Linked DNA regions of Homo sapiens: region 2 is linked to region 1. The links are chromatin loops, found by intact Hi-C in ENCODE. Cell type or tissue: breast epithelium. All regions are shown on one strand. Links, peaks and the distances in the headings refer to the core of each region. The heading gives the core; the rest is flanking DNA.

Region 1 (16,221 bases), core at 3,026-11,025:
CTAGTGGTGTGAAGTGATATCTCATTGTGGTTTTGATTTGCATTCCCTTAATGACGAATGATGTTGAGCATCTTTTTATGTGCTTCTTGGCTAGTTGGATGTGTTCTTTGGAGAACTATCTATTCAAGTCCTTTGCCCAATTTTTAATTCTGTCATCTTTTATTGTTGAGTTGTAAGGGCTGTTTATATATTCTGGGTAAATAAACTGTTATGAGATATATGATTTGCAAATATTTTCTCCCATTATGTAAATTATTTTCATTTTCTTGGTAGTGTCCCTTGATGCCCAGAGTTTTTACTCTTGATGAAAGCCAATTTGTTTTTTCTTTGGTTACTTGTGCTTTTGGTGTATATCTTAAAAATCTTGCTTACTCTAAGATCATGAAGATTTATCTCTATGTTTTCTTCTAACAGTTTTATAGTTTTATCCTTTGGACTTTGACCCATTTGAGTTAATTTTTGTGTAGTGTTATAATGTTAATGGTAGAATCTAGGTGGGGGGTTCTCTGTAAAATCCCTTCAACTCTCAACTTCACCATATGTTTGAAATTTTTCATAAAAAAATATTGAAGGGAGAAGGAAACCAAATTTAGAAACTTATTATTTAGAAATGTACTATTTCTTCTTTGAGCATCCCCTCTTCCCCACCTTCTCCACAGCTTCAGAAGAGAACCGTAATGTAGGTTAAAGGCAGTTGCTGGACAAGGAGAACGTAGCAGTGCACTCACCAGGCTCCAAGCTAACATGAGAGCTTTCTATTAACCACAACTCCTCTGTTAGCCTGTAACTTTCTGTTCTGTCACCCCGAATCTTTCCTCCACAATATGCCCCCAAGAAACTTGCCTTTCCATCCCCAATGTTATCCCCAGTTGCTGTTTCTGTTAGATAAATGCCTTATTACCCTGAAATGACTTCACCTTTGTCATTTCAAAGAATGATCTAATTTTCATCTGAACAAAGGCATTTTTGCAGAAAGAAAACTCCATTGAGAATCAGCAAACATGTGTTCTAGAGTAGACTCAGTCAGGTAAGTGACTTGTGCAAGGTCAAATAATTGATAAATGGTAGAAACAGAGTTTGGGTCCAGAACACCTTATTCCGGTTTATCATTAGTACTGCTCTTTAGGACCTAAAGGAATGCATGGTGGAGTTTCAGAAAGCAAGGATATATTTCATCACTCAGATTCTGCTGCATGGACAACTACCTACTTTAGAATCTAGCTCTGTAAGTAAAATCAACTTTTGAGGGAAGAATGTCCACAGCCAGTTTTCAGTGGCTGCATAAGAACAGTTTCAACCCTCGTATCTTGTACTTTACCTACAAAAAAGTGCCAAGAAAGTTGGCTGTGAAAAGCGTGAATTTTTGTGCCATATATCAGATGAAACCTTCTAGGATTCAGGTTTCTCCTTTAAACTTTTATTCATTCCGTATTTTTAATAAGCTATCATAGGGTTCTTCTGAAACCAGTTCCTTAGAAAAGGTGTGCAAGGGACCCAGAATTCCAATTTACATAGGAACTTAAATCCCAAGGGGTTCTGGCTGATGGTCTTTGATTTTTGCCTCCCTAAATTTACATTAGGGTAAAAGATTATGTTTTGGGAGTGCTGTCTTGCTCCCCAGAATATAACTATATTTTCCCCCAGCACTCAGTACACTATGTAGCATATAGTAGGCATTCTGTGAACTTCTGATGAATTGTTGGCTTCCTCACAGCAGGGTCTGGAATTGTTCATCTCTGTACACCCATCTCCTAGTACAGCACCTCCTAGCATATAATAGGTTTTCAAAAATTAATTGCATTGATATTGTTACTTCACTTTTAGGTAAGTGCCTATCCTTTTAACTAGGCGTTTCTCAGTCAAGACTGTCAGAGCCCTGAATGAGTCATTGAGTCAGGATTAGAGGGTTAATGATAGCCCAGAAAAGATAGGCACCACTTGTTAGCTGATTCATGGGGCTAATGTCAGCTCTTTTAGGGGACGTGGCCTAGATAAATCAAAGTCTGGCAATAATGAACCCATAGCCCGCAGACAGCAAAAATTATGGACCTTTCTGAACTCCTGCAAAGGAAATGAAAAACTCTTTAATCAGATTTCTGGACTTGAAACTAGGGATTTTTGTAAGGATGCTGTATTTCAGATTGCCAACATGGAATTGGGGAGCATGATCAGAGAAAGGTTGGAAGAAGAGGGGAAGATAATAGGGACTTAGCTGGAAGAAGGAAAAGGAAAAGGTTGCCCGGAAAGCAGAGAGAAAGATGACCTGAAACAAGAGTAACCATGGTCTCACCTTGGTTTTGTGATCGGTCAATGATCTGGTGGCAAACGAACTTTTTGCTAGAGAGCTATATCCTCAGAGTGGCCAGAATATCCACTGTCTTAGGTTTGACTTCAGTAGTTATCATTCTCACAACCCTTTTCTAGTCATATGAGATGGGATCCAAAGTAAGCTTTATGTGTTTTGTGGAGAACGAGGGGAAGAGGCATTAAACAGTCTCCTCCTCTACAGTAAAGATTCTCAGAGGCATTTATCATATTTTGGAGAGGGTTCCCCTTTGTTGATTACAAATGTGGCTGTGAGCTCTAAAATCTAGGGCATACTTTATTTATTTATTTTTGTTTTTTTGAGACAGGGTCTCCATTCTCTTGCCCAAGCTAGAATATAGTGGCAGGATCATAGCTCCCTGTAGCCTCACCTTCCTGGGCTGAAGTGATCCCCCTGCCTCAGCCTCACGAGTAGGTGGGACTACAGGCATGCACACCATGCCCAGCTAATTTTTTATTTTTTTTGTAGAGACAGGGTCTCACTATGTTACCCAGGCTGGTCTCGAACTCCTCAGCTTAAGCAATCTTCCTGCCTTAGCCTTTCAAAATATGGAGATTATAGGCATTCACCACCACACCCAGCCCGTCTAAGGCATTCTTGATTGGAGTCTAACCTCAGGAGGAAACAAACGTCATTGTAGTGTCAATATTACCCAATAATTTTCTGTCCTTTGGAAGTTACATAAAATCAGTGCAGTTGGTTACAACCCCATGTCCTTTTCCCCACCTTCATGGATTTATAAAAAGATGTACCATCACTGTGATCTCTCCTTGTTCACATGAGCTTAAATATGGGATCACTGGATCCAGTTGTTATTCTTAGAGAAAACAACAAGGCACTTTCTTCCAGTGATCTCTACTGAATCATTCAGCATTTACGTTTTGAGTGACAACTTTCTTAGGTACTTGGGATTCAATGTTGAGATAGACAGATTTAGTCCCTAATTGTACCTTACCAATGTACAATCCTTAGAAGAAATATCCTATCTTATTTAAATCTGTTCTCTAAATCAAGTGCTGGAAATTACTTCAGATATATTGCTCTGAATTTTGTGCCTGTGTAAGAGCTCATCATTCATTGTTTAGAGAGGAACCAGGAGACAGAGAACTAACTCTATCCCAACTCACCCTCCCAAATAACATCAGGAACTGGAACCAACAGCATTCTGGATGGTATGAGTGGGAAGTGCCAGAATCTGTTACATAACCTGTGAAAAATTCTGCCTTGGGGTTGCAGTTAGAGTTGTCAAGTTTTAAATCTTCTCCTCTGTGTCTGCTGTCTGCTTTTGCCCTTCTGGGAAAGGATAGAGCTTCCTGCCCTGAAGTTGGCAGCATCTTCCCCATAGACAGGAGTCAGCCTTCCTGGAGCAAATTTGGAAACAGATTCCCATATCTTCCTATCTTGGCCCTCTGTGCCACACTCCACTTAGTCTTGAGTCTGAGTTCCTACTACCTGGAGGGTGTTAGATGATATGACAGTTACAGAGATGCATGTGATAGGCATGTTGCACTCAGAATTTAGTGAGGTTAGGGAGATGGAATATATACAGTAAAAACTAAAAAGGAAGATGAGTGATGTTTGTGCAGTGCGAAGTAGCATGACAACAGAAACAGCAGTGACCCTTTAGTTAGAAGATCCAGGTTCAAAGTCTAAGTTTTATGTTCATGAGCAAATGTACCTCTTTTGGCTTAGTTTACTCACCTATAAAATGGGGATAATCATTTTGATCCTGCCTAACTTTCAGGGCTGGAGTGAGACTCAAGTGAGATAATATATGAGAAACTTTGAGTAATGCAAATTAAAATACAAACACAGGCTTGGTGCAGTGACTCATGCCTATAATCCCAGCACTTCAAGAGGCTGAGGCAGGAGGATTGCTAGAGCCCAGAGTTTGAAACCAGCCTGGGTAACATAGCGAGACCCTGTCTCTAAAAATACGTGAATGAATGAATAAATTACAAACACATGTGGAAAGAAGTCTTATTCCATTTTACAGATGAGGAAACAGGCCCAGAGAGATGGAAAAGCTTACTGAAAGTACCCTGTTTTGTGATGAAACAGTTATTTATGGTTTAAGCACAAAGTAGAATAACTTTTCTTCTTTTTCTTCCTCCTTCATAGACTTTGTCTGCCCCAGGACTGTTAAGTAGCCCAGAATGCTGTTGACCTCATATAAGTTGTATTTTGGTAGAGTATGAAGAAGTTTAGGGGGTCCATATTTTACCTTAAGGATATTTGTTATAGCATTATACCATCACCTTATTTATTGGGCTTGGCAAAAGTTTAACACAGTACTATCTGATAAAAATATAATGCAAATTGCAAATGTGAAATTTTAAGTTTTGTAGTAGCCAAAGCAAAAAAACAAAAGAAGTGAAAGGATACAGGTAAAATTAATGATGTATTTTATTTAACACACTGTATCCATAATATTCTCATTTCAGCATGTACTCATTATAAAACAAATTGTTAATGAACTATTTTACATTCTTTTTTCATACCAAATCTTAGAAATTGGGCACGTGTTTCCCCTCACATCTCACATCTCATTTGCACTTGTGGTTGATGCCACTGTATTGGAAAGTGCAGCCTTTCACAAACTCCATTTTTCCTGCTTTTCAGTTCTGGCTTTCTAACCTTCATTCCTGTCCTCACTATATTATTTTAATAGATCTGCCTATCTTCTTTTTCTTTGGTCCTTAGAGAAGCAGGCTTCTTTTCTGCCTAAGTGTCAGCTATCCTTCCTTGGTTAGGTTAAAAAAAAAACAATAACAACTCTTCTGGCCACTATTTGAAATCAGCTAGTGCTGCCTGAACTATGCCTTTCCTTCCCTGTGAACATTCAGCTCTTTTGAACTGAGCTTCCCATCTCACTTTATTTATGTGTCTGCCTCTTCTGCTAAATTTTGTGCTCCTTGAGGACAAGGATAGTGTTTTATTCATTTCTGCAATCGTAGCAACCTAACACAGCTTTTGGCCCCTAGTAGAAATTTGTTAAATTGTTAATAAGTGAAGAGAGAGGCTTCTCCTGAATACCTTGCCAGCTCCTTTTTCCCCCCTAACAGCTGTTTTTCTCTCTTTTCTCTCTAATAACAGTTTTTGCATCAGTGCTGTGGTTTGGCACATACAGGCAACTTTTGTTATTTGTGGTTTTATTTGCAGGAAAGCATGTAGCCATATTCCATAATTCTTTCCAGAAACCCTTTCTTTTAGTCACCTTTCAGGTTGTCTGATTTTACCTATGTCAGGAAAGCTTTTGGGATCTATTTGGAAGCTTTGCTCCTTAGCTGCCTATTTCTTGATTCCTTATGTCTTTCCCAGGTTCGTTTCCTCCTCTCTCCTTCATACCTGCCTTTGCTGTCTCTATCTGGACCTTCCCTTCACCTTGAGTTTTTTATACAGTGTCAACCCCAATGATCTCAAGGTAGAAGCTTTCAATAGCAACTTATGGAACCACAAAATCATAGACCCCTGAAGCTAGAAAGTGTCTTAGAGATTTAAGTTCAAAGGTTTTCACAGTTTAAAAAACATCTGAATTTTTTTTCTAACAAAGATTTAGGCAGAACCCTATATATAAAGCTGGTTAAAAAAAAAATGGAGCTCCTTTGGTTGAAATGAGGTTGGAGGTTCCCAGAGATACCAGGGCTCCATAGAACATGGTTTGAGAACCACTAGTCTAGTTCAAATCCCTGACAATACAAATGGGGAAACAGAGGCCTAGGAAGTTAAACACCTTGCCTAATTCACACAGCAAGCTAGTGACAGGATCTGGACTAGAACCCAGGTTTCCTTTCCAGGTCAGCGCTTTTTTAACCACAGTTTTTTTTTTAGAGCTTTATTTCCCAAGGGGAGGAAACAGTAACAATGAGTCTTTTATTTTATTGCCCTTGATGAGATCTGACAGAGTCTACCTCTCCTTCCCCACTAGTAAGTCAGGTTGGCCCCCTCTTGTTATTGTTTTTCTCTAGGACCCAGGCTGGGGCTTGCCTTAGCCTTTGTTCTGTTCCCAGTTTTTGTGGTGCCAAGAAGGATAGGGAGAGAGCGGATTCAGGCAGGTCATGGTGGCACAGATGTTTCCTGTCCCTTAGCCAGTCTGGCTGTGTCTTTCAGAGAAAGCCAAATGCCATGGCCAGGTGTGGTTTTGGGGCCTTCCAAGCCCTTGGAGGTGGTAGTTGTTTATAACCGCAATTTCCTCATTAGCTTCTGTTTTTCACAGGCCTCTAGCCACTACCTGAGGGAATACATCTCAACCTCTATCCTAGGAGTCATCAATCATTCAGAGCTCTTTGTGGTCTGGCCATGACCTACCTCTATATTTTATTTCCCAGTGTCTCCTTCATGTGTCCTATATTTTCTCCCAGAATGCTGTGAATTTCTCCCCCTTCCTTCTCATCTTCGCCTGTTAAAATTTTACTTATCTTTCCAGATCAAGCTTAAATGACACCTTCTTCAAGAAGCCTTTCTGAATTTCCAACCTTGCGCAATCCCCCTCTGTTATAGTATCATAACTTTTTAGTCTCATCGGCCATCATTCCTTGCCTTATATTTTAGGTACAGTAACTTTACACATACCATAGTGTTTCTCACTTTCATGCCTTTGCTTATGCTATTTGCCCAGAATTCCCTCTCCTAACCTTTACTTCACTTTTGCCTGGCTAGCTCCTACTTAAATTTAGGATAGGCTCAGGCATCACTTCTTTTAGGATGTCTTCTCTGACCCCTCCAACCTGGGTTAAGTTCTTCTCATCCTAGAGTGTACCTGTCTCTTTCTGCTTACACATTATATTTTATCTGTTTGTAGCCGAGTCTCGTACTAGACAGCATTCCTAGAACATCTGTGCCTCTTCCTAGTTCTAGCATCTAGCAGCATCTCACTTATGGTGGATGTTTAATAAATATTTATGGAATGAATGAGTAAATAATTGTTATGCTATTGTAATGTTTTGAGTTATTTCTGCATTTTTTATAGTTATTTGTTTACCACTAGACTACAGACTCTGTGAGGACAGGGAAAGGGATTGCTCTTTACTTGTTTTTTGTTTTTTTTGTTTTGCTGTACATAAGGCCTTATTCATAGTAAATATATCAGTCAATGTTCTCCAGTGAAACAGAAACAATAAGAGGGAAAGAAAGAAAAGGAAGGAAGGGAGGAAAGGAGGAAAGAAAGAAAGGGAAGGTAAGGGGAAGGGAAGGAGAAAGGAAGGGAAGGAGAAAGGAAGGGAAGGGGAGGGCAGGGAGGAGGGAGGAAGGGAGGGAGGAAGGAAGGAATGAAGGAAAGAAGGAAGGAGAGAGAAAGAGATAGAAAAATAGAGACTTATTTTTAAGGAATTGGCTCAGATGATTGTGGGGGCTGGCAGGTCCAAAATCTGTAGGGCAGGCTACAGGCTGGAAACTTGGGCAAGAGCTGATACTGCAGACTTGAGTCTGAAATTGGTAAGACGGGGCAGCAGGCTGGGTTTCTGTATTACAGTCTTGAGGCAGAATTCCTTCTTCTCTGCAAAACCTCAGTTTTTACTCTTCAGGCCTTGAACCGATTAGCCAAGACCCACACACATTTTCTAGGGTAACCTCCTTCATTTAAAGTCAACTGATTATAGATATTATCACATCTACACAGTATCTTCATAGCAACATCTAGATGAATGACCGAACAACTGGGTACCATAGCCTAGCCAAGTTTGCATATAAAATTTAATCATCACAGTAGGTGACGAATAAACATTTGCTGAATTGGAGTATGCTTTTGAACTTCTTGTCTAAAGCTCAGAAAAAAGAGAACAATTTTCTTTTTTTTCCCAGAAGTAATTTGAACTCAAATCTTAAAATCCTCAACTCTGAACAAAAAATAACAACATTCTTTGAAATACACTGAATTTTCAAGAATTAAGAGACTCTCGAGGCTGAAAATAAAAGCAGACTGAGTAGTAAGCCTATAAGAAGATGTTGTATCAGGCCTCTTGGGATATCTGTCTTGGTAACGCTGGGGCTTTGATTGTAATACCAACACAGCAAAAGGAGATGATAATTTGAGTCTTCACAAGACAGAGTTAAAGCTGAGACCCACAAGTGAGGCTGGGACCCTCAGTAAAGTGGCAGATAGGAAAAAAATCTCATCTGTACATGGAGGACAACAAGTTGTCCATCTCAGCCTATGTGCTGGACAGAAAAAAATGCTTCCTTTGAGAATTCATAACTACAGGCCTGTCTTCACTTGGACTTATACTACATGGATAATCTGAGGCCCCATAAGTCAATTAATATAAAATTATGCCCAGCCACTGATACCTTGGAGTGCTTATCAGAAGAAAACATAAACCCTCTTAAGCTGTTAAAAAATCTAAAGTTATAAAATGGTAAAAAGATCTCTACTGTAAAATTAATAGATTTAAAATTGTAGGAACAAGAAAGACTTAAAAAAAAACAAGAAAGAACATGATACTATGAATAAAATAAGGCAGATATGACAAATAGAATTTCTAGAAATAAAAAATAAAAGCATTGCCAATGGCCATATAAACAGTAGATCAGACATTGCCAAAGAGAAAGCCAGTGAACTGGAAGGTAAAGCTGAAATTACCCATGATGCCTCTCAAAGAGACAAAGAGAAGAACATGCAAGCAAAGTGAAGAGACATGGAGGATACAATGAGAAGATTCAATATGTGTCTAGCAATAGTTATAGAAGGAAGGAATAGAGAGGATGGAAAAGAGGCAATATACAGAGGTAATAGTTGAAGTTTTTCCATAATTGATAAAAGACATCAATTGGGAAGCACATCAAAGTTCCAGAAAAATAAAGCCAGATCTAGACACGTCGTAGTGAAGTTGCAGAGCATCAAAGACAAAAAGTAGGTCTTAAGAGCATCCAAAGATAAAAGAGATATCCTACGAGGAATCACAACTGGACTGAGAGCAGGGGCAAAATAGGCAAAGGAATATTGTCCTCAAAAGCTGAGAGGAAAAAACAAAACAATCTAGAATTTTCTACTTAGTTAAGCCTTTATTCAAGAGTGAGAGTAAAGCTGGGTATGGTGGCATGCCACTGTAGTCTTAGCCACTTGAGAGGCTGTGGCAGGAAGATCACTTGAGCTTGGGAGTTCAAGGCCAACCTAGGCAATGTAGTGAGACCCTGTGTCTAAAGAAAAACACAAACACACACACACACGAGGATAAGATGGAGACAATTATAGACAAGTTTAGGCCAGGCACAGTGGCTCATGCCTGTAATCCTAGCACTTTGGGAGTTCAAGGCGAGTGGATAGCTTGAGCTCAGGAGTTTGATGCCTGTAATCCCAGCACTTTGGGAGGTCAAGGCAAATGGGTCTTGATCTCAGGAGTTCAAGACCAGCCTGGGCAACATGGCAAAACCCCGTCTCTACAAAAAATACAAAAAAATCAGCCAAGTGTGGTGGTGTGTGCCTGTAGTCCCAACTACTCAGTAGGCTAAGGTGGGAGGATCTCTTGAGCCCGGGAGGTTGAGGCTGCAGTGAGCCATGATCACACCACTACACTCCAGCCTGGCAGACAGAGCAAGACCCTGTCTCAAAGAAAAAAGAAAAAAAGACAAGTTTACATCTCAGAGATCGCTTCTGAAAGGACTACAAAAAGTAGATATTCTTCAGGAAACAGGAAATTGAATCCAAAAGGAAGTAGTGACGTGAAAAAATCAAAATTGAGCAAAAAATGTTGGTAAACCTATGGGTAAATCTAAAGCAAAACAAAATAAAAATAGAAAAAACTTGACTGTACAAAGTAATAAAAACTGACGAATTCAGGGAATATAAAAATGAGGTGAAATTAAAACATTGCCTAATAATATGTGACATAGGAGGAGAGTAAAGAGAGAAGGGGAATGACCAGTCCTAAAGTATACTAAAACTAGGGAGGAGAGTAGAGCTACTGATTAAAGTTATGTTTAGGTAAGTAAAGTATGTCCTTTTTTTAGAAAAGAAGTTAAGGCTAACCACAAAAAGAATAGAAATAAAATGTGTAATTACTAGAAAATTAAAGAGAAATGACTTGTGCAAGGGACCCCTGTACAAGAAAGATGAACTCAGCATTACTTGCAATAAGAAATTTCAGAGTAAACTAAATGTCCATCATAACAGATAAATAAATTGTGATGTATTCAAGTAATAAAAATAAATAGGCCAGGGTTTTGTATATTACCATGAATACATGTCAGAAATATAACACCGAGTGGGAAAAATGCAGGTCGTAGGCAGATAGATATAAAATAGCATCACTTATATTAAGCCCCAAACAAGCAAAACAGTACTATATTCAGTCTACGGATATATACACATGTAGTAAAACTATATAAAAACACATACAGGAATAATGAATGTTAATTCAGAGTAGTTATCCCTGGGGAAGGGATGTAGAGGAATAGGATTGGGGAGGAATATGCAAGCGATTTCAACAGTGTATATTAATATAGAAAAATATTAAGATCAATTAGCAAATAAACAAGTATGTTATATTCTTTAAATATAGCTGTATGACAAATAATGAAATTAAGTTTGGAGAAATGTATACAGCTGCTGAGGATTTTTCTTTTTTTTTTGAGATGGAGTCTCACCCTGTCGCCCAGGCTGGAGTGCAATGGCACAATCTTGGCTCACTGCAACCTCCGCCTCCCGGGTTCAAGTGATTCTCCTGCCTCAGCCTCCCAAGTAGCTGGGATTACAGGCGTGTGCCACCATGCTTGGCTAATTTTTTGTATCTTTTTCACCATGTTGGCCAGGGTGGTCTCAAACTCCTGACCTCGTGATCCACCCACCTCAGGCTCCCAAAGTGCTGGGACTACAGGCGTGAGCCACCACGCCCAGCCAGCTGCTGAGGATTCTAAGTTTATTTTTTCCACAGTAAGGCATAATATAAAGTGACGGAACAAATTTAATACTGCTGGGTCTGATTAAAATTTATAACTTTGAAGAAATAAACAGATTTGCATTTCTCCAAGATTATGTTTTCCCTAAGTGGTAGTTTGTCAACAGAAAGCTACACTCAATAAAATCTCAGAGATATCCAACTTCCAATACTTGCTGCTTTATTCAGGTCTGATCTGACCATCTGGAAGAATTTCATTAGGTTTTAATTATCATGCACTAAGAACATAAGCAGAGCATTTTCAAAGAGGAGCCTTCATTTCATGCTGAGTCTGAAAACCTTATCATAGGAGGAATGTTTGAGAGAATAGGGGTAGTATAGCCTGAAGAAGTGGTCTCAAGGGGCCCTGTTCACTGTCCCAGACAGGATGGACATGGACAAGAAAGAAGCAGACCAGTTTTATGTGGACAGAGCCAGAATCAAACAGCAAGCTTCAAAATGGCAAATGTCAGCCCAGCTTGAAAAAATGAATTGTCTAAAAGTGAAAAAAAAAAAAAAACCCACAAAACACACAAAAAAACTGAGAAATTTCTCTGATGTCCCCTTGTTATAAATATTACAGAGGAGATTTTTGCATTGGGGTATGAGGTAGGATATGATGATGTCATTTTAAGTTTCCTACACATGAATGACAGAGACAGACTAGAGTCTTTAAGTCACTCAAGTGAAGATAGTCATATACCAAAATTGTTTACACATAAGGGGAAAGCTACTCTTGGCCTCAGGCTTTTAGCTGTATTTTAGGAAACTCTCTAAAGCACAGAATCTGGAAACTGGGGAAACAATATTTAAGTAGAAATCTCGCTTCTAGAGAGTACTGTCAAGGTTTCTGCTTCATCATTCCCCAAATTCCAAATGATGTGCTTCATAGATCGGCAGAAGTCCCTCTCCTGGCCATTGGCAAACCAAGAAGCAAGGAACTGGCTTTATCCTACTTTATCCCTGTTGCCCTGGCACTTCCTGTCTGCCATATGTATATTCTGTATTATACGATAACTGCACCACCACTGGGCAGTGATTTGTGAATTTCACTTTCATGCTGTACTACCTTTGTTAAAGTCACTTGAAATGCCCTTTCCACATCACATATTGAAATCCTACTGTTTAATTTCTACACTGTCAGACCCTGAAAATATTAGAAGCCCTGTGGGTAAATCCCCTCCCAAATGAAGAAAAAACAATTCAGATGAATTCCTAATGTACAAAAATTTTTGAATAATGCCATATTTTAGTTGTAGTATGAAGTGGTTAATCTGCTCTGGAGTCAGTTTTCCTAGTTTCAAATCCTGAATCTTCCACCCAGTAGTTGTATGACCTTGAACAAGTTACTTAATCTCTTTGTGCCTTAGTTATCTGTAAATTTGGGAGATAATGCTATCTACCTTATATAATTCATTATGAGGATTAATTCATAAGGTGTATAAAGTGGTTAGCACAGGTACTAGTGCTTAATAGATATTAGTTGATATTAATTTCATTGCAGTTATAATTTTGGTGCTTGTACTTTAGATAACAATCTACGGTACTTCTCTCGAACACTAATTTATTTTTATTCTTCTTTGTTTTAGAGCAGGGTAAAGTCTTTCCTTCCCCTTCCCCCTACCAAGTGCCTTTCATATAGGTGAACAAATAATAGGTGCCTAATCTAATGAATCTTTGTTGCATGAGTAAATTAATTAGAATTACAATATTTTGAAAGGCTTATAGAATATATTTCATTACAACAGCACTACATAATGAACGTCTTTTCAAAGGAATGTGTCCAAACACTAGGGGTAAAAATGAACTAGGTTTTCAGGCTAACCAGCTTGAGTTGGTTTTTAAAACTACTTTTTAGAGCTTTTGAATGTGAAGTGTATTTCAATGGATCATTAGAGGTGGCTGAAAGGATGGACAAATTCACTGAGAAAAGAGCAAGAACAGCACTATCTGTCTTCATATTTCTCTATTAAGGCATGAGCTTATACTCTGGGCTAACCTTGATCTAACAAAAAGGACATTGTATTGAGAAGACATCAGCTTTCCCACCGTGTGATCTTGGTCAACTTTCTGTCTTTAAGCCTCTGTTTCTTTGCCTATGAGAGGATAGCATCTAAGGTCCATTTCTCCATTCAGAGCCTGTGTGGTTCCATGTTGCTAAACTCAAGTGCATCTGGGAACCTGTGGCATGACTCTTCCAGAACAGTGCCAGTTCTCCCAGCCTGCCAAAATTCAGTTGTTAGTGTCTGTTCTGGTGAATAATATCCCCACTGAACTGGCACCAGTTGGAAAATTGTAGAATGGAATGTGCCACCTGGGTTTGGATTTGGAAATCCAAAGTATTGTTGCCTTGAGGTATGAGGATGTTTCTGCTGCGCCATGGTGGTGAGTAGGCTGATAATGCCAGCCATGTCAGTTTGCACTTGGACCAGGAAAAGAGGATCAAGTCTCCTTTGCTAACAAAAGCAGAATGTGAGGAGATCTCTTTTATTTCCTTGCAGCAATTTGCTCTACGAACTGTGTACTGATGATGTGGTATTACAAACAGAATCAATGCATCAGCAAAATGATAAAAATAAAACTCCCTTGTGCTTCTATAATACTAAGCTGTTTACATTTTTTTTTTCAGACAGCATCTCACTCTGTTGCCCAGGCTGGAGTGCAGTGGTGTGAACATGGCTCACTGCAGCCTCAACATCCCAGGCTGAAGCGATCCTCCCACCTCAGCTCCTAAGTAGCTGGGACCACAGACACTAGCCACCATGCCAGACTAATTTTTTATTTTTTTGTAGAGACAGAATCTCATTATGTTGCCCAGGCTGGTTTCGAACTCCTGGACTCAAGTAATCCTCCCGCCTCAGTCTCCACAAGTGCTGGGATTACAGGTGTGAGCTACCACGCCCAGCCAATTATTTACATTCTTTATGATACTTGATCTCACAAGCGCTCTGAGTGGAAATCGGGTCCTCAGTTTCTACATCCTGTTATATCACTTAGGGATTTCTATGTGTTGAATTCCAGTCTTCTTCAATTTGGAGGAGAGTTACCTTTCTTGCTCTAAGGAGGCAGCATGGTGGAATGGAAAGGGAACATGGCCTGCCTCAAACTGTTGTTTGATCTTGAACTTGTCAAATTTCCCTTCTTCAGGCTTCTGTTTCTTCACAAGTAAAATAAGTAAAAGATCTCTAAGCAAAATTTTCCCTCTCAGAAGGCTGAGGGAATATTATCTTGTTAATTTTTCATATTATCATGTGAATAAAATGTATAAATACTTCAGTAATTGTTGACTTATACCTAAAATAGAACATTAAGGTGGAAGATGGTCCCATCATACGTTGGAAAAAACATGTATTTGTCTATATTTATAAATGCCTGACCAGCATTAAAAGAATGAATTCATTTTGTTGAAATGCTCTCCATTTCAAAGAACTCACGCAGGAAAGTTTTTTTTAACCCAGTGGTTTTTACATAAAAAGAGGAGGAAAAAAACCCCTGAAATGTGTGGCTGTGGTGCACTTGATACTTTACATTCTCATTTACTCATTCAACAAACATTAGAGCACTAACATGTACCAGGCATTGTAACAGAGCTGGGCATGAGATTGATACAGTGGCTACCACCACAAGGTCGCTATTCTCATGGAGCTTACATTTTGGTTGGGCAGATGGATAATAAGTAGTTGAAAAAATTTCAAAATAGAAATAACGAAGAATAATAAAATGAATCATAAAAAATTTCAAAATAGAAATAAGAATAAAATGAATAATAAAAGATTTCAAAATAGAAATAATGAATATTATGAAGATAATATAGAGAATGATGGAGGGGGCACAGAGGAAACTACTTTTGTTCAGATAGTCAGTAGAAACATAGGAGGGAATATGTGAGCTGAGACTTACACATTAAAAAAGAAGCAGGACATGCAAAAATCTGAGGGAAAGTCGTACAAAAGCCCAAGAGGACAGATAATGTTTCAGGAATACATTAAAGGCAGAGTCATTTAATTCTAACAAACTTTGGAAATGGGTACTGTCCTTACCTTATAGATGAAGAAACAAGGAAGTAAAAGAGCCCAAGTTCAGACAGCAAGTAGAGGACCTGAGATTTAAACCCAGATTAGTCTAGCTCTAAAATTCACACTCTTTCCACTGTGCCACTCAGCAGTTGATGAAAATGCAAAATTTCGTGCAAAATGAGAAGGCATAAAGAATTTTTTCTGTGTAACATGGTGGGGAGGGCACTCTTCCTTCTTTTTGATTCAGGGAGTGTGTATACCCCAGCCAGAAGATGTAAATGGCTATTTGTTTTTGTCATCTGATAAACATATGGTATTGTGTATTTTTGTGTGATATTGTTTTGTGTATTATGGTTCCTTGTTCCCTTAAGTCCCAGGTGGGCAGGTGTCTTCTGCTGGGAATCAAGAAATAGGTCTTTACTGAGAGTGTTGTTATGGGCTGAATGTTTGTGTCCCCCAAATTTATATGTTGAAGCCCTAACCTCTAATATGATGGTATTTGGAGGTGGGGCCTTTGGGAGGTGATTAGGTTGAGATGAGGTCATGAGAGCGGGGCCCTCACGATGGTGTTAGTGTCCTCATAAGAAGAGAGACCACGGCTTGCTCACTGTCCTTCACATGTGAGGACACAGAGAAGGCAGCTGCAAACCAGGAAGAGTGCCCTCACCAGGAACTGAATCTGCTGGCACCTTGATCTGGACTTTCTAGCCTCCAGATCTGTGAGAAATAAATGTTGTTTAAGCCAGCCAGTCTATGGCATTTTGATATAGCAGCCCAAGTGTGTGTGTGTGTGTGTACATATATATATGTGTGTGTGAGTATACATAGGTATATGTGTGTCTGTACATATATACACAGAGAGATGTGTATGCATCTCTGTGTGCGTGTGTGTGTGTGTGCATGTGTGTGTGTTATAAAGAATTGGCTTTCACAGTTATGAGGCTGAGAAGTCCCAAGATCTGCAGTGGGCAAATGGGAAACCCAGGAGAGCTAATGATAGTTCCAGTCC
Region 2 (16,221 bases), core at 5,249-13,248, 510 kb after region 1:
TCTAAAGGCCTTCTTTCGTAACATGCCAGACTTTGTGCCTCAAGACTTCTGAACTTCGTGTTTCTCTTCACCTGCAAGGCTGAAACCCCAAAAACAGGCAAGCTGGTTTTTTCACATCTTGTCTCCACCCAAGAGACATCTCTTTAGAGAGGCTTTCCCTAACCACACTAGCCAAAATAGCCTGCTCTCCTTCTGCCAATTAATACTGTTTCATTTTCTGCATGGTACTTATGTTAGACAGTTTTCAAGTTTTAGTCAGTCCCCCTACCTTCCTTCTGCTCCATAAGGGCAGAACCCTGCCAATCTTGCTCAGTATCTGGAATACAAAGGCACTCAAATATTTACTAAATTAAGGGAAAAGCCAGAATAATGCTACAAAAACAGTAATGTTTTTAAATAGAAAAGACCTGTCAAAAACTATCAAATGTGAATCAAATCTCCATTTAGTGGTACATCTTTAAAAAATACTTTGTCAGCCGGGCGCAGTTGTTCACACCTGTAATCCCAGCACTTTGGGAGGCCCAGATGGGAGGACAGCTTGAGGCCAAGAGTTCAAGACCAGCCTGGTCAACACAGCAAGACCCCATTTCTAAATTTAAAAAAAAAATTTTAATTACAAAAACAGTATTTTGTTTTCCAGCAAGATGAACTGTAATAAATTTTATTTTTTATATAGATATATATTTTCAATTGAGATGAGGTCTCACTATGTTGCCCAGGCTGGTCTTGAACTCCTAGGCTCAAGCACTCCTGCCACACTTGTGCCCCTGCACCCAGCTTGCAATAGATTTTATTCTATATTCAACTGTGGGGGAAGACTGTATTGGAATTGACTGATTCCAATCGATTGGTGAAGAATCCACTGATAAGACTAAAATGTAACCTCAGTCCAAGAACAGTAATTTTACAATGAATTCTAAGTCTTGCAGGCACTCAAAATATAGTGCTGGTACTCAGTAGAGAATATACTGCAATAACTTTTAATAAAAAGTGACAAAATAAAAATACACCTACTTTATTTAATTCAAGTTTTAGATTATTTGTCATTCATAGTATTTTATTTTCTATCTCCATATCAAGACCACTTACAGCTTAAGAGGCAGGCTAAGGGTTGGGTGCGGGGGCTCACGCCTGTAATCCCAGCACTTAGGGAGGCCGAGGCAGATGGATCACGAGGTCAGGAGATGGAGACCATCCTGGCTAACAGGGTGAAACCCCTCTACTAAAAATACAAAAAATTAGCCGGGCGTGGTGGTGGGCACCTGTAGTCCCAGCTACTCAGGAGGCTGAGGCAGGAGAATGGCATGAACCTGGGAGGCGGAGCTTGCAGTGAGCCGAGATCATGCCACTGCACTCCAACCAGCCTGGGCGACAGAGCGAGACTCTGTCTCAAAAAAAAAAAAAAAAAAAAAAGAGGCAGGCTAAGTTAATGTTTCCTAACCCTTTTCTTTTTTCTTTTTTTTTTTTTGAGACAGTCTTGCTCTGTTGCCCAGGCTGGAATGCAGTGGCGCGATCTTGGCTCACTGCAACCTCTGCCTCCCAGGTTCAAGAAATTCTCCCGCTGCAGCCTTCCAAGTAGCTGGGATTACAGGCATGTACCACCACACCTGGCTAATTTTTGTATTTTTAGTAGAGACAGGGTTTCTCCATGTTTGCCAGGCTGGTATTGAACTCCTGACCTCAGGTGATCCACCCGCCTCAGCCTCCCAAGTGTTGGGATTACAGGTGTGAGCCACTGCACCCGGCCTTCCTAACCATTTTCATGGCACATACTCATACAAACGATAGGTCATATTTGCAGAACATGCTGAAATACGCAGACAATGCTGCTTCAAGGGCCCTACAAGTTGTCTCAGGGAAGAGAGGTACAACTCTAACCTGTTAATCACAGAAAATTCTACTAAGGTATTCCTTTATCAACGCAAACATCTGAAAAATCAGGGCAGACATCTGAAAACAAGGAGGAAAAAGCATCTTCTAAAAAAATCATACAGCAGCAACATACTTCAATCTTAAATGGAGATAATCAGAAACCCTGTTGATACTACCTTCAAATATAAGCATAGATCTAGCTTTTAATACTGTAATTTCTCTGACTAAAGGCCCCATGTTAAAAAATGTATATACAGACACACATACACACACATCCTAGACACACACTAAAACTAGATAAGCCAAAGTGAAAATCAGCTTCTGCATGTGAAAGGTCTTTTAAAGTTCCACAGATAAGTTCTAAAATCAAATGCAGTCTCTTATGAATGGAGAAATTTGTCATGTTGGAAAAGATCAATCATTTAAAAAGAGAGACATGTTGGCCGGGCACAGTGGATCACCCCTGTAATCCCAGCACTTTGGGAGACCAAGGTGGATGGATCACCTGAGGTCAGGAGAATTGCTTGAACCCAGGAGGTGGAGGCTGCAGTGAGCCGAGATTGCGCCACTGCACTCCAGCCTGAGCAACAAAGCAAGACTCCAACTCAAAAAAAAAAAAAAAAACAAAAACAAAAACAAGGAGCTCCTAAAAATTAGTAAAAGATGAACAATGCCATTGCAAAAAAAACAGGAAATTAAATTCACAGAAAAGCAATACAAAGGCCAACAAACATATATGTTTATATATAAAGTAGGGAAACACAAATATAAAAACTATTTTTTATCAATTTGTAAAATTTATTTTATTTTTATTTATTTTTTTGAGGCGGAATCTCACTCTGTTGCCCAGGCTGGAGTGCAGTGGCGCAATCTCTGCTCATTGCAGCCTCCACCTTCTGGGTTCAAGTGATTCTCCTGTCTCAGTCTCCCAAGTAGCTGGGATCACAGGCATGCGCCACTATGTCTGGCTAATTTTGTGTTTTTAGTGGAGATGGGGTTTAATCATGTTGCCCAGGCTGGTCTTGAACTCCCAACCTCAGGTGATCCACCCACCTCAGCCTCCCAAAGTGCTGGGATTACAGCCATGAGCTACTGTGCCCAGACAGATTTGTAAAATTAAAAAGGCAAAACATCTAGCACAAGCATTTGAAGTATTCTACTCTCACAGTGAAGAGTATAAACCACAGAAGTACAGCAATCTAATAGTATCTATTAACTGTTTAAAGATTTAACTTCACATTTCACACCCAGCACTACACAAACACAGGAATGTTTCTAATACCAATAAACTGAAAATTACCTCAGACTCAAAGCCACAGAACTAAAATTGGAACAATTTAAGGCAGGACTGGTTTAAAAACAAGACCTCCCAGGAAAGAATACTGCCCCCAGTACATTAGCTGAAGGTCTAAGTGAAAGAATATTTACCCCCAGCTACTTAAGAGGCTACTCAGGATTTCCTGAGGCCAGGAGTTCGAGGCTGTAGTGCATGACTGCACCTGTGAAGAGCCACTGAAGTCCACCTGGGCAACACAGTGAGATCACTTCACACACACACGAGTCATTTTCCATAATTTAAGAATAAGGTCAGTGTCACCTGTCACCAATACCAATACAATTTAATACTTCCAAGTACTATATGCGTAGTATAATATCGAAAGTAAACCATACTGCAGGAAATAGATAAGCATTAAAAAAAAAAGTAGGCCGGGCGCAGTGGCTCACGCCTGTAATCCCAGCACTTTGGGAGGCTGAGACAGGCAGATCACCTGAGGTCAGGAGTTTGAGACCAGCCTGGCTAACATAGTGAAACCCTATTTCTACTAAAAATACAAAAAATTAGCCAAGCGTGGTGGTGCGCGCCTGTAATCCCAGCAATCCCAGCTACTCAAGAGGTGGAGGTTGCAGTGAGCCAAGATAGCGCCATTGCACTCCAGCTTGAGCAACATGAGCAAAACTCTGTCTCAAAAAAAAAAAAAAAAAGTAAACCAAACATTAAAAAAAAAATTTTTTTTAATTGTTCATGGGCTGGGCACCGTGGCTCTCACCTGCAAATCCCAGGACTCTGGAAGGCTGAGATGGGAGGACTACTTGAGCCCAGGAGTTTAACACCAGCTCTGGGAAACATACCAAGACCCCGTCTGTACAAAAAAATTTCAAAAATTAGCTGAGTGTCATGGCATGCACCTGTAGACCCAGCTACTTGGGAGACTGAGGTGGGAGGATCACTTGAGCAAAGGAGGTCGAAGCTGCAGTGTGCCACGATCACACAACTGCACTCCAGCCAAAGCGACAGACCGAGACCTTGTCTAAAAAAAAAAAAGGCATTTAAAAAAAGAATATTGTTAAGTATGTAATTTGATGATACTTTGGTAACAAAAAGTTTATATGGAAACTAATTGTAAAATCACATTTCTGCTCAATGATAAAGTTTTTTTTGTTGTTGTTTTTTAAAGATAACTTCGCCAGGCGGGGTGGCTCACGCCTGTAATCCCAGCACTTTGGGAGGCTGAGGCAGGTGAATTACCTGAGGTCAGGAGTTCGAGATCAGCCTGACCAACATGGTGAAACCCCATCCCTACTAAAAATGCAAAAATTAGCCAGGGTTGGTGCTGCACGCCTGTAGTCCCAGCTACTCAGGAGGCTGAGGCAGGAGAATCGCTTGAACCCAGGAGGCAGAGGTTATAGTCAGCCAAAACTGTGCCATTGCACTCCAGCCTGGGTGACAGCGAGACTCTGTCTCAAAAAAAAAAAAAAAAAAGAAAAGAAAAAACTCTTCATATATACAAAATAGTAGTAAAAACTTTTATTACCACGAAAGTTCCCAGGCTTTAAACATTTATTTGGTAAGACAGTCTGGGAACTTGTATTCTATAGGCAAACATTTACCTTTCACATGCCAGAGAAGACATAGTGTATTCATAATTTATCATGATATCTAAACCATACAAATTATTTCAGAAGCCTACAATTTACTTAATACAAATTATTCTAGTCTAGTACAGAAATTAGGTTTACCTGGTTCCAAGCTACTTCTCTCTGGATTCCTGACTTCCCCTGGTCACCCCTACCAATCATCACAGAATGCTTCAAAAATCAAAAGGCCTAGATTCTACTCTGTTTTGCCTTCCTCTACTTTGGCTACTATTCCGTTAAAAAATTACTACATGGGCCTAACCCCAAAATCAGTCTCTGAAAGATACCAGGGGACGTTTTAGGATAGAAAAAAAGGGATGACTCATAATTGCCAGTTATCTTAGCTTTCTGTAGTCACCTACTCTATATCTATCAATCATGAATTTATATAAACTTCTCTACAACTATTTTTTCTGGTCGACATTATTTCTGAGGGTGGTAGGTTCCCTAGGTTCACCAAAAAAAAATTGCCTTTTATTAGCTTCATGCATCATTCTGCCACCTGGACTTTGAGGATATATTTGCTTTAAAATCAAGCAATTCATGACTGTTATGGTGTAAATTCTTCAAAGCCGTATCTTTCTATAATCTCTCAACTGCATTTATTCCCTATGTGAATATTTCTTTTAGAAAGTTAGAGTGTGGCCAGGCACACTGGCTCACGCCTGTAATCCTAGCACTATGGGAGGCCGAAGCAGGTGGATAACCTGAGGTCAGGAGGTTGAGACCCGCCTGGCCCACATGGCAAAATCCCGTCTCTACTAAAAATACAAAAATTAGCCGGGTGTGATGGCATGTGCCTGTAATCCCAGCTACTCGGGAGGCTGAGGCAGGATAATCGCTTGAACCTGGGAGGCAGAGGTTGTAGTGAGCTACTGCACTTCATTCAGCCTGGGCAACAAGAGTGAAACTCCGTCTCAAAAATTAAAATGTTAGAGTGTAAAACTATTTCTACATTCAAGTTATAAAATGGGCTTACAGCCTGGCCAGGTGCGGTAGTTCATGCCTGTAATCCCTGCACTTCGGGAGACCGAGGTACGAAGATCACTTAGGCCCAGGAGTTTGAGACCAGCCTGGGCTAATCCCTGCACTTTGGGAGACCAAGGTAGGAAGATCACTTAAGCCCAGGAGTTTGAGACCAGCCTTGGCAATAGTGAGACCTCATCTCTACAAAATCTAAAAACTAGCCGGGTGTGGTGGCATGCACCTGTAGCCCCAACTACTTGGGAGGCTGAAGCTGGAAGATCACTTGATCCCAGGAATTCAATACCAGCCTGGACAACACAGTTAGACACCTACTCTACAAAAAAAAGTTTTTAAAAAGTCATTTTTCCTACTTCATGTAACTCAACTCTACTAGTTTTCATGTATTTCATTATCGTGTTAATAAGAAAAAAATCTCAGTATATTATACTATCATTCTTTTCTCAGGCACTGTAAGTTATTTTGTGACCTTATTTATCATTCAAATTTCTACTTTAAAGTAGAAGATACTTTAATGGATACACTGGCAGTAACTTCTATTCATATAAGTATGATGAACCTGAGACTATTTTTGGGGGGGGGGGGTGGCGGGGCACATGGTCTCACTCTGTTGGCCAGGCTAGAGGGCAGTGGTGCAATCTTGGCTGACTGCAACCTCTGTTTCCCACATTCAAGTGATCCTCCCCCTTCAGCCTCCTAGGTAGCTAGGACTGCAGGTGTGAGCCACCATGCTGGCTAATTTTTGTATATTTAGTAGAGATAGGGTTTTACCATGTTGGCCAGGCTGGTCTCAAACTCCTGACCTCAAGTGATTCACCAGCTTGTCTTCAGCTGGGATTATAGGCATGAGCTACCACACCCAGCCAGTTCACTAATTTTTAAATATCATGACAGTTGTATCATAATTCCTATGGATCATTTTAAATCAACTGACCCATAGAAGTCAACCAAAAATGCAAAACCAACGAAACAATGGTAGTTGTAGAATCCACATGTTAAATATTAAAATTTATGTAAATAATTACAAAAAGTTGGCTATTGTTTAAGATGTAATATAAAATTAGAACCACAAGCAAGTGTCCATGAAAAAACACAAACACTTGACAAAGCTTGTTTGGCTATCTGAACAAAAACAATAAGTGTTTGCTCTCTATTTTGGTACTCGCTAAAACTCACTAGGCAACAAGATATATCCACCAAAAAATAAATTTCTTAAAACTCTGTACCAACTAAGCAGCAGCAACAATAATGATATTAGCTAATGTATTAGCTAATACAGAATGCTTATTATGTATCAGTTCTTTACATACAATATCCCTTTTAATCCTCCCAACAACCCCCTATAAGAGAAATTATCATTTTAGAGTGAGGAATCTATGGACCATAAAGGTTAAGTAAAAATGTCCAAGGTTACATGGTATTCAGAATATTCACAAATCTCACCAGGGTTTCATCACACCATCACATATGTTAAGATCCGTGCATTCATGGGAGAGGCGGTTCCTAAGATGAGGTGACAGATTTCAACCTTGTGGCAGCCTACTCTGGCTTCCTGGTATCTGGCTCTTTCCTCTACTCTGATAATCTGTTTCTAATTATACTTTTATTTGTTTATTTTTCTAAGGCATGACCGGTCTGGGTCTGTTGCCCAGGTTGGAGTGCAGTGGCATGATCATGGCTCACTGCAGCCTTGAGCCACGTTCAAGCAATCCTCCTGCCTCAGCTTCCTGATTAGCTGGGACTACAGGTGCACACCACTGAGTCCAGCTAATTTTTTATTTTCTGTAGAGACGAAGTCTCACTATCTTGCCCAGGCTGGTGTTGAACTCCTGGCCTCAAGTGACCCTCCCACCTCAGCCTCCCCAAAGTGCTAGGATTATAGGCGTAAGCCACTACACCTGGCCTAATTATATTTTTACTTACAATAAAACAAAAACTAAATTTGGGAAGGAGGATAAAGGGGAAGTTACTCACAATTTTACTAATCCTAACACATTTTTTTGGGTATCATCTTCTAATATTAGAGGCACAATAAATAACTATCAGTTCAAAATCTACCTCCACCTTTTATTAGCTGTATGGCCTGGCCTTTCACCAAATTGCTTACCTTTCCCATATACCAATTTTCGTCACTTATTCATGCAATAAACATTACTGAGTGCCTACTATGTACCAGGCACTGTTCAAGATGCTTGGGCTACCTCAGGGAACAAAACACAAGGATCCATGATCATAAGAGAAGCCTATCTTCTGCTGGAGGCATTCACAGTAAATTCCATGATAGTGGGTGATAAGTGCTGGGGAAAGGGAGGCAGACTGCAATTACATAGTGAGGTCACAGTAGGTCTCAACGAAGAGGTAACTGCTGAGACCTGGAAATCAGTGAGTCTGACTTGCAGATAACTGAGAGAACAACATTCCAGGCAGAAAGAACAGCCAGTGAAAATCCTTTGTACAAGGAATGGTAAAAAGATCATAGACTTGAGTACAATGTAGGGGAGCAGGGACAATGTGGGTAACATAATGCCTTGTAGGTTATTAAAAGGACTTTTTGCCTTTTACTGAGTGAAGTGGGAAGCCACTGAAAGGTCTTGAGCAGAGGAAAGGCACAAAAGGCACAATCTACCTTAGATTTTTTCTTTTGGAGACAGGGTCTCACTTTGTCACCCAGAGGGAGTGCAGTGGCACGATCTCTGCTCACTGCAACCTCTGCTTCCTGGGTTCAAGCGATTCTCCCACCTCAGCCTCCTGAGTAGCTGGGACTACAGGCACGTGCCACCACGCCTGACTAATTTTTGTATTTTTTTGGTAGAGATGGGGTTTCACTGTGTTGGCCAGGCTTAAATCTTAAAAGGATTGTTCCAGGCTCACTAACTCATGCCTCTAACCCCAGCACTTTGAGAGGTCAAGGTGGGCGGATGAGCCCAAGAGTTCGAGACCAGTCTGAGCAACATGGCAAAACTCAGTCTCTACAAAAAAATTTAAAAACTGGCCAGGCGTGGTGGCTCACTATATTAAAAATAAATGACATAGGCAGTTAGATATAGAATTATGAAGTTCAGAAGATGTCTGGGCAGAAGAACTGTAAAATAAAGATATTATTTATCTAATTGAGTTGTTACTAAATGGTTCAATAGTGGCCAGGCGCAGTGGCTCACGCCTGTAATCCCAGCACTTTGGGAGACCAAGGCAGGCGGATCAAGAGGTCAGGAGATCAAGACCATCCTGGCTAACATGGTGAAACCCTGTCTCTACTAAAAATACGAAAAAATTAGCCGGGCGTGGTGGCGGGCGCCTGTAGCCCCAGCTTCTCGGAAGGCTGAAGCAGGAGAATGGCATGAACCCGGGAGGCGGAGCTTGCAGTGAGCCGAGATCGCGCCACTGCACTCCAGCCTAGGCGACACAGTGAGACTCCATCTCAAAAACAAAACAAAACAAAACACAATTGTTCAGTAGTGTTTGTAAAGCACTTAGCATTGCACCTAACACAGAGTAAACGATACTGTTATAGCTTCTATCCCACAGAAGAACACCCACCACAGGAGATGAGAGAGGGTGGAAATTCAGCTCATGCTTCACTTGCTAGGCCATGTGTCTAGTATACAGACAGCATAAGCATGAAGGATGGGGATCCTTCTAATTCACATGTAGAAGTTTTCCTGCTAGCTGAGCTACATCTCTGCAGAGGTACATCTGTTCAAAATTGACCTTTTTCTATTTAGTAATGGTGACTTTGGGGCTGTGGCCCTAATCCTTTTCCACATACCCATGTACTTTTACACAATTACACTCTCAATCCAAATACTGTATCACAATATTCTCCTTCAAATTTAATTTTAAATGTTTGATAATAAATTATTTAATTTTGGCAGGGCACAGTGGCTCACGCCTGTAATCTCAGCAGTTTGGGAGGCCAAGGCAGGGGGATCATGAGGTCAGTAGTTCGAGACCAGCCTGGCCCATGGTGAAACCCTGTCTCTACTAAAAATACAGAAATTAGCTGGACACAGTGGCGCATGCCTGTAGTCCCAGCTACTCGGGAGGCTGAGGCAGGTGAATTGTTTGAACCCGGGAGGCAGAGGTTGCAGTGAGCCGAGATTGCACCGTTGCACTCCAGCCTGGGCAACAAGGGCAAAACTCCGTCTCAAAAAAAAAAAAAAAAAGAGTAGGCTTGGGTGAATTGTCAAAATAAACTTATTTTCTGAAGCAATGGATCACTGTCTGTTTTTTTCTGATCTTTTGGGGCAGGGAGAAGTAGGTTTAACCTGGAAAAGGAGGGTTGTGCTACTACTTCATCTTTCTTAAGTGACAAAGCCTTCTAAAAGTTTAGAGAAGGTAAAGATACAGATTGATAAAGGCAACCAACAACAGTGGGTATAATCTTTCTAAGAATTCCACATTAGTCAGCTTTCCATCAGCAACTTAAAAGAAAGAGACTATTTTCTATTTTTTATACCCCTTTGACAAAAAGTAGAATTCAACAACCTAGTTCCCGAAGAGCTCTCTGAAACTCTTCTGAAATTCTTGAAACTCTCTAAAACTCAGTCCCAGGCTGATCCTTTTGTAGTTTATAAGCATGATTGAGTTTTCACACTCATGTGTGAGATGTGCCTTCTTCAAACCTTGTAATGACATGGACACATTACCCATCTGACGTGAAGAGGAAAAAACAAAAAAAAGTAGTCCCAGGCTTATATTCCTGGAGAAGGTAAATTAGAGGATCTCTTGACTGGAGGATTCCAGACCCAGTTGAGAGTATGAATACTGTTCTGCAAACTACACTTACTGAATCCTTGACTGCAGAAACCCCTTTTCCCCAGTGGGGCAACCAAACTCAAAGAAACTAAAATCTTTAGTTTCCCTTACCTTACAATAAAGCTCAAAGACAACAAATCTCATCCATGCACCCAAAGATTCCAATTTGTTTTTAATCTTATCTTTTAAAAAAATAAAGAGGTTGCAAAGGAATATCAGGCTTTTTAGGAAACCCTCGAATATGGATGATAAAGACCAAAACACACAGAGAAAAAAACCCACAATGGCCTGTAATCCAGCACTTTGGGAGGGTGAGGCAGGAGGATCACTTGAACCCAGGAGTTCAAGACCAGCCTGGACAACACAGTAAGACCCTCATCTCTACAAAAAATTATAAAAATTATTCCAACACAGTGGCGAACGCCTGTACTCCCAGGTATAGGCTGAGGTGGGAGGATCACTTGAGCTCAGGAGGTCGAGGCTGCCAAGAGCTGTGATTGTGTTGTGCCACCACACTCCAGCTTGGGCAACAGAGGGAGACCCTGTCTGGAAATTAAAAAAAAAAAAAAGAAAGGAAAAGAAAAAAGAAAAAAATCCACAATGAAAGAACTTGAACTATCAGATTAAAATAGCCTATCGAATGCCTAACACGTTAAATATCACAATAATGGAGGACCAGATTCTATAAACTTTTACAGTTAAAAAAAAAAAAAAAATACAGGCCCAGCGCAGTGGCTCACGCCTGTAATCCCAGCACTTTGGGAAGCCGAGGCGGGCGGATCATGAGGTCAAGAGTTCAAGACCAGCCTGGCCAACATGGTGAAACCCTGTCTCTACTAAAAAATACAAAAATTAGCTGGGTGTGGTGGTGCGCACCTGTAATCTCAGCTACTTGGGAGGCTGAGGCAGGAGAATCCCTTGAACCCAGGAGGCAGAGATTGCAGTGAGCCAAGATTGTGCCATTGCACTCCAGCCAGGGCAACAAGAGTAAAAACTCTCTCAAAAAAAAAAAAAAAAACAAAAAAAATCAGGAATCCGAATGACTTCAAACTCTTCAACAACACTAGAAGACATAATGGAGCAAAGCCTCCTAGATTCTGAAGGAAAACTATCTCCAATTTACAATAATCAGCAAAACTATCAGTGAGGGACAGAACTAGAGAGATATTTTCTGACATTCATGATTACAAAAATTTGAACCTCCATGATTCCTTTCTCTCTTTTTTTTTTTTTGAGATGAGTCTTGCTCTATCACCCATGCTGGAGTGCAGTGGCATGACCTTGCTCACTGCAGCCTCCGCCTCCCAGGTTCAAGCGATTCTCCTGCCTCAGCCTCCCGAGTAGCTGGGACTACAAGCACACACTACCACGCCTGGCTAATTTTTTTTTTTTTTTTTAGTAGAGATGGCGTTTCGCCATGTTGGCCAGGCTGGTCTCAAACTCCTGATCTCAGGTGATCCACCCGCCTCGGCCTCCCAAAATGCTGGGATTACGGGCTTGAGCCACCGCGCCTGGCCCGTAATTCCTTTCTCAAGGGATTTGTTACAGGAATATAGCAAGAGAAAGACTTAGGATATAGGAAACGGGACATCCAGCATAGGAAAGAAGCGAAGGAAATCTCCAGAAGGCCAATGGAGGGAAATCCCTGGGTGACAACTGTGCACCGGATACAAGAATCCACAATTATGTGACCCCTTCTAGCAATTTCCAACTATCATCTACATAATGGCCTTTTTTTCTTGAGAGTGCCAGGGAGGGAGGAAGGGAGGAAAGTGGTTGGAGGAAGAGCAGAGAGAGGGAAGGAGTAACAGAGAAGGGAAGGAAATAGCCCATATTTTCAAAGTTAGCCCCTTTAAGTATATCCTCTCCCCTTTGGAGGAGGTGAATGGTAAAACCTGTGCTAGGTCTTCAGATACTCCAGGTAGCTGAACAACATTAATAAAATAGTATAGCACCACAGTGTTTCCCAAAGCAGGGGATATATACTATTCATGGTTTACAAAATGATTATAAGAGATATGTATACAAGATATAAACTAAAACTGATATAAGGAAAAAGTCTCAGTTAGGTGCTAGTATATGTTTAATACTTCTTTAAGACTTTCTACTAGGGCAGCCACGATGGCTCACACTTGTAATCCCAGCACTATGGGAAGCCAAGGTGGGTGAATTGCATGAGCTCATGAGTTCAAGACCAGCCTGGGCAATATGATGAAATCCTGTCTCTGTTAAAAATACAAAAATTAGCTGGGCTGTGCACCTGTAATCCCAGCTACTCAGGAGGCTGACGCAGGAGAATTGCTTGAAACCGGGAGGCGGAGGTTGCAGTAAACCGGGATCTTGCCACTGTACTCCAGCCTGGGTGACAGAGGGAGACCCTGTCTCAAAAAAAAAAAAAAAAAAAAAAAAAAAAAAAAAAAAGGCCAGGGGCCATGGCTCACACCTGCAATCCCAACACTTCAGGAGGCCGAGGTGGGCGGATCATGTAAGGTCAGGAGTTCGAGACCAGCCTAGCCAACATGGTGAAACCCCACCTCTACTAAAAATACAAAATTAGCCCGGTGTGGTGGAACACATCTGTAATCCCAGCTACTTGGGAGGCTGAGACAGGAGAATCCCTTGAATCTGGGAAGCAGAGGTTGCAGTGAGCCGAGATCGTGCCATTGCACTCCAGCCTGGGCAAAAAGAGTGAAACTCCAGCTCCAAAAAAAAAAAAAAAAAAAAAAAGAGAGAGAGAGATTACTTTATAAATTTATTAGGCTGGGCGCGGTGGCTCACGCCTGTAATCCCAGCACTTTGGGAGGCCAAGGTGGGCGGATCACAAGGTCAGGAGATTGAGACCATCCTGGCTAACACGGTGAAACCCCATCTCTACTAAAAATACAAAAAATTAGCCAGGCGTGGTGGCAGGCACCTGTAGTCCCAGCTACTCAGGAGGCTGAGGCAGGAGAATGGCGTGAACCCATGAGGTAGAGCTTGCAGTGAGCCGAGATCGCGCCACTGCACTCCAGCCTGGGCGAAAGTGCGAGACTCCACCTCAAAAAAAAAAACATTAATAATGTTGTTTTTAGGCCAGGCGTGGTGGCTCATGTCTGCAATCCCAGCACTTTGGGAGGCCGAGGTGAGTGGATCACTTGAGGTCAGGGGTTCCAGACCAGCCTGGCCAGTGTGGTGAAACCCCGTCTCTACCAAAAATACAAAAATTAGCTGGGCATTGTGGTGGGCACCTGTAATCCCAGCTACTTGGGAAGCTGAGGCAGGAGAATCCCTTGAACCCGGGAGGCAGAGGTTGCAGTGAGCTGAGACTGCGACACTGCACTCCAGCCTGGGTGACAGAGCGAGACTCCATTTCAAAAAAACAAAAAAAAAAACAGCTGGGTTTGGTGGTACATACCACCAAGCTACTTGGGAGGCTGAGAAATGAGAATCACTTGAGGCCATGGTGGAAGAATCGCTTAAGCCCAGTAGTTCAAGACCAGCCTGGGCAACATAACAAGACTGTATATCTTTAAAAAAAAAAAAACTGATTGATTACATTAAAATGCAGTAAGCATGGTTGCTCAAAAAAAAAAAGGGACATTTGCTACACTGGCTAGGTGTGGTGGCTCATGCCTGTAATCCCAGCACTTTGGAAGGCTGAGATGAGGAAGACTACTTGGGTCCAGAAGTTCAAGACCAGCCTGGGCAACATGGCGAAACCCCTTCTCTACAAAAAATACAAAAATTAGCCAGGCATGGTGGCTTGCACCTGTAGTCCCAGCTACCTGGGCGGCTGAGAGGGGAGAATCACTTGAGCCTGGGAGGTGGAGGCTGCTGTGAGCTAAGATCATGCCACTGCACTCCAGCCTGGGTAACAGAGCAAGACCTTGTCTCAAAAAAAAAAGAAAGAAAGAAAAAATATTTGCTACATCAATGAACAGCAGCGGCAACAACAGTTTCATTACATACTACATACCCTGGAGACTATACTGAACACTTTTGGTTTAGTAGATAAAAGAACAGGTACTGAGTTTGAAATCCAGCTTCACTACTTGGGCAACTCCATGGATCTAGGGTAAAGATAATAATGGTACAAACTTCACTGAATTGCAGTGAAGAATGAATAAGATAGTGTATATAAAGTACCTAATTTAGAGTCCGGCATATAAAAAACATTCTAAGTTAGCAAAAATTGTGTACCTCCGCTAGTAAAACAAATTCTTCAAGTGAAAAGCTGAACTCGCTCAATTTTTAAGTGTATTATACTCACTAGTAAACCTGGGAACTAGATTATCACCTAGGAACTAGGGTATCGGGTTAACTTCAATCTTTCAACTTCTGAGAACTTCAGTGAATTCACGAACTTCCAGAAACTGAATACAGAGTATTGTATATATGCATATGTACATCTTTGTAGGTCTTGCTTCTATTAACATTTTTTTTTTGAGACGGAGTTTCGCTCTTTTGCCCAGCCTCCCCAGTAGCGGGGACTACAGCACATGCCACCACACCTGGCTAATTTTTGTATTTTCAGTAGAGACAGGGTTTCGACACGTTGACCAGGCTGTTCTGGAACTCCTGACCTCAGGTGATCCACCCGCCTCCATCTCTATTAACATTTGAAAGCAATCTGTCCTCTATGGAGCACAGTCATTGTGTTCTTAAAACACAAATGGAGGCCGGGCACAGTGGCTCGCAGGAGGCTGAGGTGGATGGATTACCTGAGGTCAGGGAGTTCGAGACCAGCCTGGCCAATGTGGTGAAACCCTGTCTCTACTAAAGATACAAAAATCAGCCAGGTGTAGTGGCACACACCTGAAATCCCAGCTACTCGGAAGGCTGAGGCAGGAAAAGCGCTTGAACCCGAGAGGCAGAGGTTGCAGTGAGCCGAAATTGCACTACTCCACTCCAGCCTGGGCGATAGAGCAAGACTGTCTCAAAACAAAACAAAAAACACAAATTTGGACATATTATTAAATACCCTTTATCTATTATTTATTTCACTCAAATTAGCACTCGAATTCTTTAACTGTGACCTACAAGACCTTTCATGATGGCCTGGCCCGTTACCCATCAAACAGGACCTCCCCTGACCACCCTGGTTCAAGTGTATCCTACCCTTCCCCATCATTCTTCTCTTTACTCAGCTTTTTGGTTTTCATAATAATTTATCACCATTTGAAATAATATTAGGTATTTGCCTACTCAATGATTATTGACTGCCTATACCACTAGGTAGTATGCTCTAAGAAGCTAAGTTCAGTTCACCCTTATAACCCACTGCCTTTAAGTATCTAGCATTTGGCAGGCTCTTAAGAGTTATTTACTGAATGAGTAACATATGGCATCTGGGCTATCTGGCAAGTGGTGAGTTCTAACAAAAGTTATCAGTGCAGTCGTTTATGAACCACATTATGCCAAGAGACTATACTCAGAACTAGAACACTGACAACTGTGGAAAAACTGTAGAATCAGCATGGAGTAATTGTTGACTGGCAGTCAGCTAAGGAGCAGCCAGGATAATGATTGGCTGGCAGTCAGTCATCTAACAGTTCATCAAACAAGTCCCAAACAGACCAGCTGATAATAATACCCAATTAAAGCTACTATAGAATTCTACGTCAGAGGTATTTCCAAAGTTTGATTCACTACTATTGTTTGGCATTCCCTTCACAGTTGTTTTATATTACAAATAAAACCAAATACATTCTTGTT

Evidence for each region. A loop is a pair of places that touch in the nucleus more often than their neighbours do. Peaks named below come from ENCODE experiments on the same cell type or tissue, not always from the same donor. Only the 100,000 strongest peaks of a DNase experiment are listed, where the experiment ranks them.
Region 2: a loop joins it to region 1, with 19 times the contacts of the local background. A loop is called at or near these places in 1 of 110 quality-filtered maps.

What each region holds. Positions count from the first base shown.
Region 1 is chr3:12,114,142-12,130,362 of GRCh38, forward strand. All of the region lies in intron 1 of SYN2 (synapsin II), which reads left to right. Among named protein-coding and RNA genes, the nearest start is that of TIMP4, 37 kb to the right of the region's middle. In breast epithelium, for the core only: no CTCF peak of the experiment used is centred there; a DNase peak (open chromatin) is centred at 6,350.
Region 2 is chr3:12,622,407-12,638,627 of GRCh38, forward strand. The region is part of intron 1 of RAF1 (Raf-1 proto-oncogene, serine/threonine kinase); the gene reads right to left. LOC124906355 (small nucleolar RNA U13) reads left to right here and starts at 10,328; the gene lies at 10,328-10,428. In breast epithelium, for the core only: no CTCF peak of the experiment used is centred there; no DNase peak of the experiment used is centred there.